3 separate regions of the Homo sapiens genome follow, and regions 1 and 3 are each linked to region 2. The links are chromatin contacts, found by Hi-C or POLR2A ChIA-PET in ENCODE. All regions are on one chromosome and are shown on one strand. Each heading gives the region's core, a stretch centred on a gene start or an enhancer-like site at or near the end of the contact. The rest is flanking DNA. Distances are from core to core; before and after follow the strand shown.

Region 1 (2,700 bases), core at 113-2,612, 970 kb after region 2:
AGACTTCATGGCATGTGAGTGATATCTTTTTTTTTTTTTTGAGATGGAGTTTCGCTCTTGTCACCCAGGATGGAGTGCAGTGGCGCGATCTCAGCTCACTGCAACCTCTGCCTCCCAGGTTCAAGCGATTCTCCTGCCTCAGCCTCCTGAGCAGCTGGGATTACAGGCACCTGCCACCATGACCAGCTAATTTTTTGTATTTTTAGTAGAGACGGGGTTTCATCCATGTTGGCCAGGGTGGTCTTGAACTCCTGACCTCAGGTGATCTGCCCCCCTCAGCCTCCCAAAGTGCTGAGATTACAGGTGTGAGCCACCACGCCCGGCCCTGTGAGTGATATCTTAATAAAGCTGTTAAAAAAGAATGAAGAGGCATATTATGCTCAGTTGAAGTACTGACTAGAACAAGTCTCTACTCTCTCAGGCTCCATCACCCTCTCATCCTTTTCCTCTTTCCTCTTGGTCTCTTCTCTGTCATTTCTTTCTCCATGACACAACACACTCTTGTCTCCAAAACTTTTTCATTCTCCTACCTCCTTCCTCAAAATGTGGCACTTTCCTTTAACTGGCTCTATTGCTTTTTTTCCTGTTTCTCTAACTTTTGAAATTGACATGTAATAATTGTACATATTTATAGGGTACATAGTAATATTGCAATACAAACAATGTACAGTGATCTGATCCGGGTAATTAACATATCCATCATCTCAAACATTTATTTCTTTCTTTTCTTTTCTTTTTGTTTTGTTTGTTTCTTTTTTTTTTTTTTTTTTGAGATGGAGTTTCACTCTTGTTGCCCAGGCTGGAGTGCAATGGGGTGATCTCGGTTCACTACAACCTCCGCCTCCCGAGTTCAAGCAATTCTGCTGCCTCAGCACCACCACACTCTGCTAATGTTGTAATTTTAATAGAGACGGGGTTTCTCCATGTTGGTCAGGCTGTTCTCGAACTCCCGACCTCAGCTGATCCACCCACCTCGTCCTCCCAAAGTGCTGGGATTACAGGTGTGAGCCACCGTGCCCGGCCTCTATTTTTCTTTTAAATCTGAATGTGATCTCTCCTTCCCATTCTAGGCACTCATGCTCCTCCAGAGCTAAGCTTAGAAAACAAAAGAACACAGGGATAGGGAAACAAATGATCTCAAAATAGTTGATGGAAAATAGCAACTTCTCTTTTTCTGCAGGGCTTCCTTTTGACTGTGATTTTCCTTTTCCTTTTTGTTTTTTCCAGACAGAGATTTTTCTCCATCTCTGGCTCTTGAAGTGAGATCAGAGACTCAAAAATACCACACTGTATCATTTACTTGGGCATTTTCTCAGAAGGGGATTAACTTTGGCAAGAGTTTGGGTGGTGACAAATGACTCAGAGATAAAAGATGAGTCAAGAAGCATTGCTAAAACTGTGGTCGCTTCGCATCAACCTTAGGGATATGGTACTTTGCAACTTGGCAACCATAACATTATATTGATTAGTCTAATGGATTCTTTCTGAGTATGATAGCAAAGACAAAGGCAGAATATTCTTAGTATATCACTAAATTCTATCGGTCATTATTTGATACTTAAAAAAATACTCGTCCCAAGAAGCAAGGTTTTAGCCACACAGCAGTTTTCATATTACTGAAAAACCCGCTAGGGAGAAAGGCACTCTAGTGGATCTCTATTTACTCAATAATAAAAGCAAGATCAAATGACCTTTATTTAAAAACAAACAAGCTTAAAAAAAATGGCAGGCAGAGAAGGGAGTCAACTTTTTCTCAATCCACTGCTTGAGAAATTATCTGATTAATGTTAGCTCTGGAAATTTTTATTTATTTATTTTTTATTTTATTTTATTTATTTATTTTTTTGAGACAACGTCTCGCTCTGTTGCCCAGGCTGGAGTTCAGTGGCATGATCTTGGCACACTGCAACCTCTGCCTTCCGGGTTCCAGCGATTTTCCTGCCTCAGCCTCCTGAGTGGCTAAGATTACAGGCATGTTGCCACCACACCTGGCTAATTTTTATATTTTTAGTAGAGACAGGGTCTCACCACGTTGGCCAGGTAGGTCTCGAACTCCTGGCCTCAAGTGATCCACCCGCCTCTGCCTCCCAAAGTGCTGGGATTACAGGTGTGAGCCACCGTGCCCAGCCCAGAAATATTATTATTATTATTATTATTGTTGTTGTTGTTGTTGTTGTTGTTGTTATTTGAGATGGAGTCTTGCTCTGTAGCCCAGGCTGGAGTGCAATGGTGCAATCTCGGTTCACTGCAACCTCCACCTTCCGAGTTCAAGCTATGCTTCTGTTTCAGCCTCCCGTGTAGTTGGGATTACAGGAGTGTACCATTAGGCCTGGCTAATTTTTTTTGTATTTTTAGTAGAGACAGGGTTTCACCATGTTGGCCAGGCTGGTCTCGAACTCCTGATCTCAGGTGATCCACTCACCTCAGCCTTCCAAAGCGCTGGGATTACAGACATGAGCCACCATGCCAGGCTGGAAATATTATTTTTAATACAACTTTTGGACAAAAACCACATGATAGTGACTAATATTTATTGAGCCCTTAGTATGTCCCAGCCACTGTTCTAAGATTTTTACATGTATTCACTTAGTTGAACTTCACAATCACTTTATGGCATAGATACTATTATTTCCACCACTTTACAGGTGAAGAAACTGAAGCATAGAATACATAGTAAGTGGCAGGGTAGAGACTTGAATC
Region 2 (2,700 bases), core at 81-2,580:
TTGACAGCCTCTTTGTCCAAATCCATGGAATGTACAACAGCAAGAGTGAACCCCAGTGTAAACTATGGACTCTGGGTGATATCAATGTGTCGGTCTCATTTCATTGATCGTAACAAACGTACCACTCTAGTAGGGTATGCTGATCATGGGGGAGGCTGTTCATGCGTGGAGGCCAAGGGTGTATGGGAACTGTCTGTACTTTCTGCTCGATCTTGTTACAAACCTAAAAAATTGCTCCTAAAAAATAAAATGATAAAAAAAATTCATGATAAACCATCAAAATTTTAAATAAAGGCAAGATCAACAGGGCTTCATGAGAGAACTTAAAACTCTATGGATTGAGATAAAGTGACAACATACAGATGCCAAAAGACACCCAGGGCTTCCAGATGGCATCAACAGCGGGTTTCCAGGGGGGTTACAGCTCAAAGTATCCAGTCGGCATATCTGAGGCCCCATGGAGTTGCAGCTGTGCTTCTGGGCCACCCAGGTGCTGGTAGACACCCTGCTCATGGCCGGGGCTCTCTGGGGAGCACTGTTTATCCCAGGAACCCGTGCGTCTGTGTGTTAAATAAGGCCAGGCAGGCGGGGAGTTTCCCAAAGACTAAGCTGAGCAAGGCCCCTGGGAGGGAGACTGCATTTGCACTTGCTGTGAGTCACATTTTCCTTTTTATTTCCCGTCCAGGCTCAACTGGATTACGCCATAAGGGCCAGGTGCGGCTGGGGGGACATTCCCCAATCGGCCACAAAGAGGCGGTCAAGGGCAACATCAACCCAGCTGGCCCAGTGCCAGCCTCATTTTCTGGAACCAGAGCTTCCCTTGGCTTTGGCAAGAAACTTCTCATTTCTCTCCTCTCCTCTTACTGTGTTCCTTTGTTTCTATCCAGGAGTAGTGAAAAATGGCAGGCCAAAAAGCCCCTCACAGGGAGGGCAGAATAAACAGGTCAGATGCATTTTTCAGCCTGCTGTGACAGCACACCGGCACTCTACAGCAAAGGATGCTGAGTAAAATGGAGCAATTTGCAGAAGCGTGGCCACCCCGTGCGAAAACACCCGCCACCCTCAGCCATTCCTTGGGCAAGCCGGCCCCAGCTCCTGCAGCCTCTCTGCCCCAAGGCTTGGTTCCTGAACCCAGCAAGTCTCAACCTGCACTGCCAACCGTTCTTGGCTGCAGAGGAAATTCCTTCCTTTAAGACAAAAGATCCATTATCCGACAGAGTCAAAGTTCCCCCAGGTATGGGGGAAGGCGGACAGGCATTTATTCTTATCTTCGTTTTGGTTTGCAGAGCTGAGGTTATCTTTACAGAGACCTGAGCTCATTTCCTCCAAGCACAAAGGAGAAATCCCATTCCTTGCCTGGCTCCTAAGTGTGAGTGGAGTTAAGAAAGCACAAGTTTCAGGCCAGACATGCTGGCTCATGCCTATAATCCCAGCATTTTGTGAGGTTAAGGTGGGAGGATTACTTGAGTCCAGGAATTCCAGACCAGCCTGGGCAACATAGTGAGACCCCATCTCTACAAAAAATAAAAAATTAGCCAGGCGCCTGGGTGCGTGCCTGTAGTCCCATCTACTCTGAAGGCTGAGATGGGAGGATCCCTTGAACGTGGGAAGTCGAGGCTGTAGTGAATCATGATCATGCCATTGCACTCCAGCCTGGGTGACAGAGCAAAACTCTGTCTCAAGAAAAAAAAAAAAAAAAAAGAAAAGAAAAACCACAAATTTCTTGAATCCACACAGAAAGCCCCAGCCTGGTGACGGTGTGGAAGCCTGTGTCATCTTGACACTGTCTTGGCCCATGATGCTCCTTGGGTGTGTCCCTCCCCTGTGTGTCCTTGTCCCTTCATTTGTAAGATCATGTTAATGGGAACTGGAGCCCTGGACTTCCCACTGCTGCCACTTAATTAAGTGTGTGAGCTCAAACAAGCAAACACACACATAAACAAAAAGCACATTTTCTGTGGTCTTCTCTCATTTATACAATGAGGATCCTAGATTACTAACCTAAGATCAAATTTTAATTTGATCTTAATTTGATCAAAATTTAATTTGACACAAAATTTAATGTTAAATATTAATATTGATAATACAAATAATAACAAAGTTGTAGGGTTTTTTTTTAGGACAGCTAGGACAATGTCTGAATTCAGTCTGCTTGGGTCATTATCTGCAGCAAAGGAACTAAAATCAGGGTACCTTCTCTCACATCAATCTTTTTCTTTCTTCTCCCAGCAAGGCATTTGCTCAGTTTTACATGGCAGAGTTCAGCTGTCTTTTGCACGTGCTAGACTCTGAAGGCTTTTGCATGTTGACTCTTTTCCTGTCCCCTCTTATCCCCAAGCCCATCTGTTTGCAAACACAAGTACCCAAATCAGAACCTTAACATGGCAATGAAGCATAAGAAACATCTGCCCCCTTGACAGAGAGGTCTAAATCCTCACGACTTGTCCATTTTGTTAAAGCGCCAAAAAAAGCAATTAAAAAAGCAAAGCAAGATAGAAAGTAAACTTCCAATACAAAAAAAAAAAAAAGGAAATGATACGTGGTAAAATCATAAAAAGAATCCTTCTGCCTTTCAGAAAAGCTGTGCCCTACACACACCAAGCCCCTCTATCCTTTCACGTGGTAGTGGGAACAGCCTCGTGTTTATGGTTCTTATGAACAGTCATGCAGATGTTAGCCACATTGTCCCTTTTTGTCATC
Region 3 (2,700 bases), core at 187-2,686, 520 kb before region 2:
GCTTCTTAGGAACTAGGGCTGTGCCTATTAATTTCTTCCTATACTTGGCACCTTTTAAAAACTTTGAATTGAAGTGCAATATACATTCAGAAAAGTGTCCACATCATGAATGTTCAGCTTAATGAATTTTCCACCAAGCGAACAACCTTGTGTATAATCATTACCAGTTAACAAATAGAACATTACCAATCGTTGGCTTTATTAGTCTTCACTTTATAGGGGATGCCTAATAAATAATTTACTTAGTAAATGCACCTTAGTAAAAGGTGCAAACATGTTTTCTCACAACAATCCCTATATTTTCTTTTTTCTTACTTTTTTTCTTGAGATGCAGTTTCACTCCTGTCACCCAGGCTGGAGCGCTCACGATCTCAGGCACGATCTCAGCTCACTGCAACCTCTGCCTCCCAGGTTCAAGTGATTCTCCTGTCTCAGCCTCCTGAATAGCTGGGATTACAGGTGCCTGCCACCACACCCAGCTAATTTTTTGTATCTTTAGTAGAGATGGGGTTTCACTATGTTGGCCAGGCTAGTCTCGAACTCGTGACCTCAGGTGATCCACCCGCCTTGGCCTCCCAAAGTGCTGGGATTACAGGCATGAGCCACTGCATCTGGCCCCTATATTTTCTTATTAAATTCACAGGAGAAAACTTGAGCCAAATAATCTAACTCAGTCTTTCACGACCTTCTTAAAATCAGCAGATATTTGACAAAAGAATAAATGAATAAATATCCAAACCAATAATTATGTCAGAGTATCAAGGCAATGAGGAAGAAGGAAATCTAACTGTAATCTTGTTAGAGTCCATTTTACTTTCCTTCTTGTTACCTTGTCACTGGGTGATGAGAAAAGACAGTTCTCTGAATTTGTCATTCTCTTTGCTCTAAGTTTGAAGAAAAATATAAAAGTCAACTTTCTCTGGAGCACCTAGAAAAATCGCCTTTCCTAAGACAGTTTGCACTGCAATGGAATTTATGAGGAGGAGATTCTAGTCTTGGTTCTGATGTACTCCACCAAACCACCAGATCTTGGACAGAAGTTGACTGGGTCTTTCCTTTGCAAAAGGCCTGAACTACACATTTCCTAGAATTCATTCCTGCTCAAGGTTCCAATGACATGCACCTTTTCAAGATGATCAACTGTACTGAAGGTTACAGTCTGTGGCCCTGGAGCAGATAAAAATAAAGTGGGGCCCTGTAATAGTGAGTCATTGGCATCCGTCCACAGCTCTATGAGTTGGCCAAACTAACCAGGCAGAGATTAATGCCTAACTAGAATGTGGATTGCTGCTTTGCAAAAGAGCAGTTGGAAGATTAAGGAGAAAAAAAAAAAATCCTGGATAATCACCTCCCTCCTCCATCCAGCAATGAGGCAGCTTTGATGAGTAATCCATTGATTGCTATGAGCCATCAGTTTCCTTCTTTCCCTCCCTTTGCTGCAGCAGTTTTCACTGCCAGTAACCACTGCAGCTGTGCAGGGATCGTCACCAGGACACACCCCTTCACTCTGTTCTCCACCACCTCCTAACAACCAACCACGCCTTAGATAAAGGGTGCAGGAATTGCAGCAAGGGGCTTTGGCCCTTGTGGGTGGATACCTGTGGCAGTCACCGTGCATTTAGACCATCTGTGGTTGGGGAGTTGGCTGTTCATGCATGTTCTGGAAGAGAAATTCACTGCAAATGCAGAGTGAGCCAACACAACAGTAAGAGATTCTCTGCATGACTAGTATAAAATCATGTGAAAGATTAGAAATGAAGTCGCTTTGTTTCAGCCTCTATTTATCTATTTACTTACTTATTTGAGACTGGGTCTTTCTTTGTCACCCAGGATGGAGTGCAGTGGCGAAATCACAGCTCACTGCAGCCTCCTCCTACCAGGCTCAAGCGATCCTTTCGCCTCAGCCTCCTGAGTAGCTGGGACTACAGACATGTACCACTATGCCTGGCCAATTTTTTTTTTAACTTTCTGTAGAGACAGAGTCTTGCTATGTTGCCCAGGCTGGTTTCACACTGCTGGACTCAAGCAATTCTCTCGCTTTGGCCTCCCAAAGTGCTGGGATTACATTCCTGTTTCAGCCTTTAAAATAAAAAACATTTTAGGGTATGTTAGTAAGTGAGGTGGTGGTGGTCATTTCTCTTTAAATGAGACTTTCCATCTATAATTTCTATTTTTATTACACTCTCTCAGGCCTGCTGGGTTCCTTCACCCTTAATTGCTGACATTCTGCCAACAAAGAAACACCCACTTAGTTTCTTTCTTACATAGTTGCAAGTTCCTTTTTTCTTATTGACTTGATGTTACCCTGCTCTGCCATTCAAAAAACAAGAAACAAGAGCATGATCTGGCCATGTGAGAAACAGAGGAATTATAATTGTGGCTTGTGATACACATACATATAGGAACCAAGACACAATTTTCTGTTAGATTTGTAATGATGTCTGAAGCATATGATTCTGAAAAATTCGAGAAAACTAGACACATTTCCGATGCTATAATATGATTCTGAGTTGTACTTGCTTTGTACTTTGACAGTTTCAGGTTCCATATTCAGACCCACAAATTTCAAAATCTAATTGCAAACACCTGTTAGCGACAAGTTACCACAAAATAGTCTCCTTTCGTAGGGTCATGCCTGGGAAACAGAGCTCTTCCTTTTTAGGTACAAGCTTTATGCATAGATTTTTATTTATATAAAAT

The links. A loop is a pair of places that touch in the nucleus more often than their neighbours do. ChIA-PET counts read pairs that join two places held with the same protein, here RNA polymerase II (POLR2A). Pooled maps may share reads with other maps.
Region 1: a map with no recorded cell type shows a loop between it and region 2 (6-fold over the local background). The contact joins two enhancer-like sites. A Hi-C loop is called at or near these places in 2 of 37 single-sample maps with no recorded cell type and 1 of 50 pooled maps. POLR2A ChIA-PET finds 5 or more read pairs at or near these places in 1 of 52 experiments (Panc1).
Region 3: a pooled map shows a loop between it and region 2 (15-fold over the local background). The contact joins two enhancer-like sites. A Hi-C loop is called at or near these places in 3 of 37 single-sample maps with no recorded cell type and 6 of 50 pooled maps.

The regions. Positions count from the first base shown.
Region 1 is chr10:23,411,018-23,413,717 of GRCh38, reverse strand. No RefSeq gene overlaps it. Among named protein-coding and RNA genes, the nearest start is that of OTUD1, 27 kb to the left of the region's middle. RefSeq lists silencers at 1,072-1,272, 1,272-1,472. Within about 2 kb of position 1,362, at least 2 of the 41 ENCODE cell types and tissues checked have a DNase peak (open chromatin) inside an H3K27ac peak, as active enhancers do.
Region 2 is chr10:24,381,846-24,384,545 of GRCh38, reverse strand. All of the region lies in intron 3 of KIAA1217, which reads right to left. Among named protein-coding and RNA genes, the nearest start is that of MIR603, 110 kb to the right of the region's middle. RefSeq lists enhancers at 812-971, 1,122-1,201, 299-1,498. Within about 2 kb of position 1,330, at least 21 of the 41 ENCODE cell types and tissues checked have a DNase peak (open chromatin) inside an H3K27ac peak, as active enhancers do.
Region 3 is chr10:24,900,832-24,903,531 of GRCh38, reverse strand. The region is part of intron 3 of PRTFDC1 (phosphoribosyl transferase domain containing 1); the gene reads left to right. Among named protein-coding and RNA genes, the nearest start is that of PRTFDC1, 50 kb to the left of the region's middle. Within about 2 kb of position 1,436, at least 19 of the 41 ENCODE cell types and tissues checked have a DNase peak (open chromatin) inside an H3K27ac peak, as active enhancers do.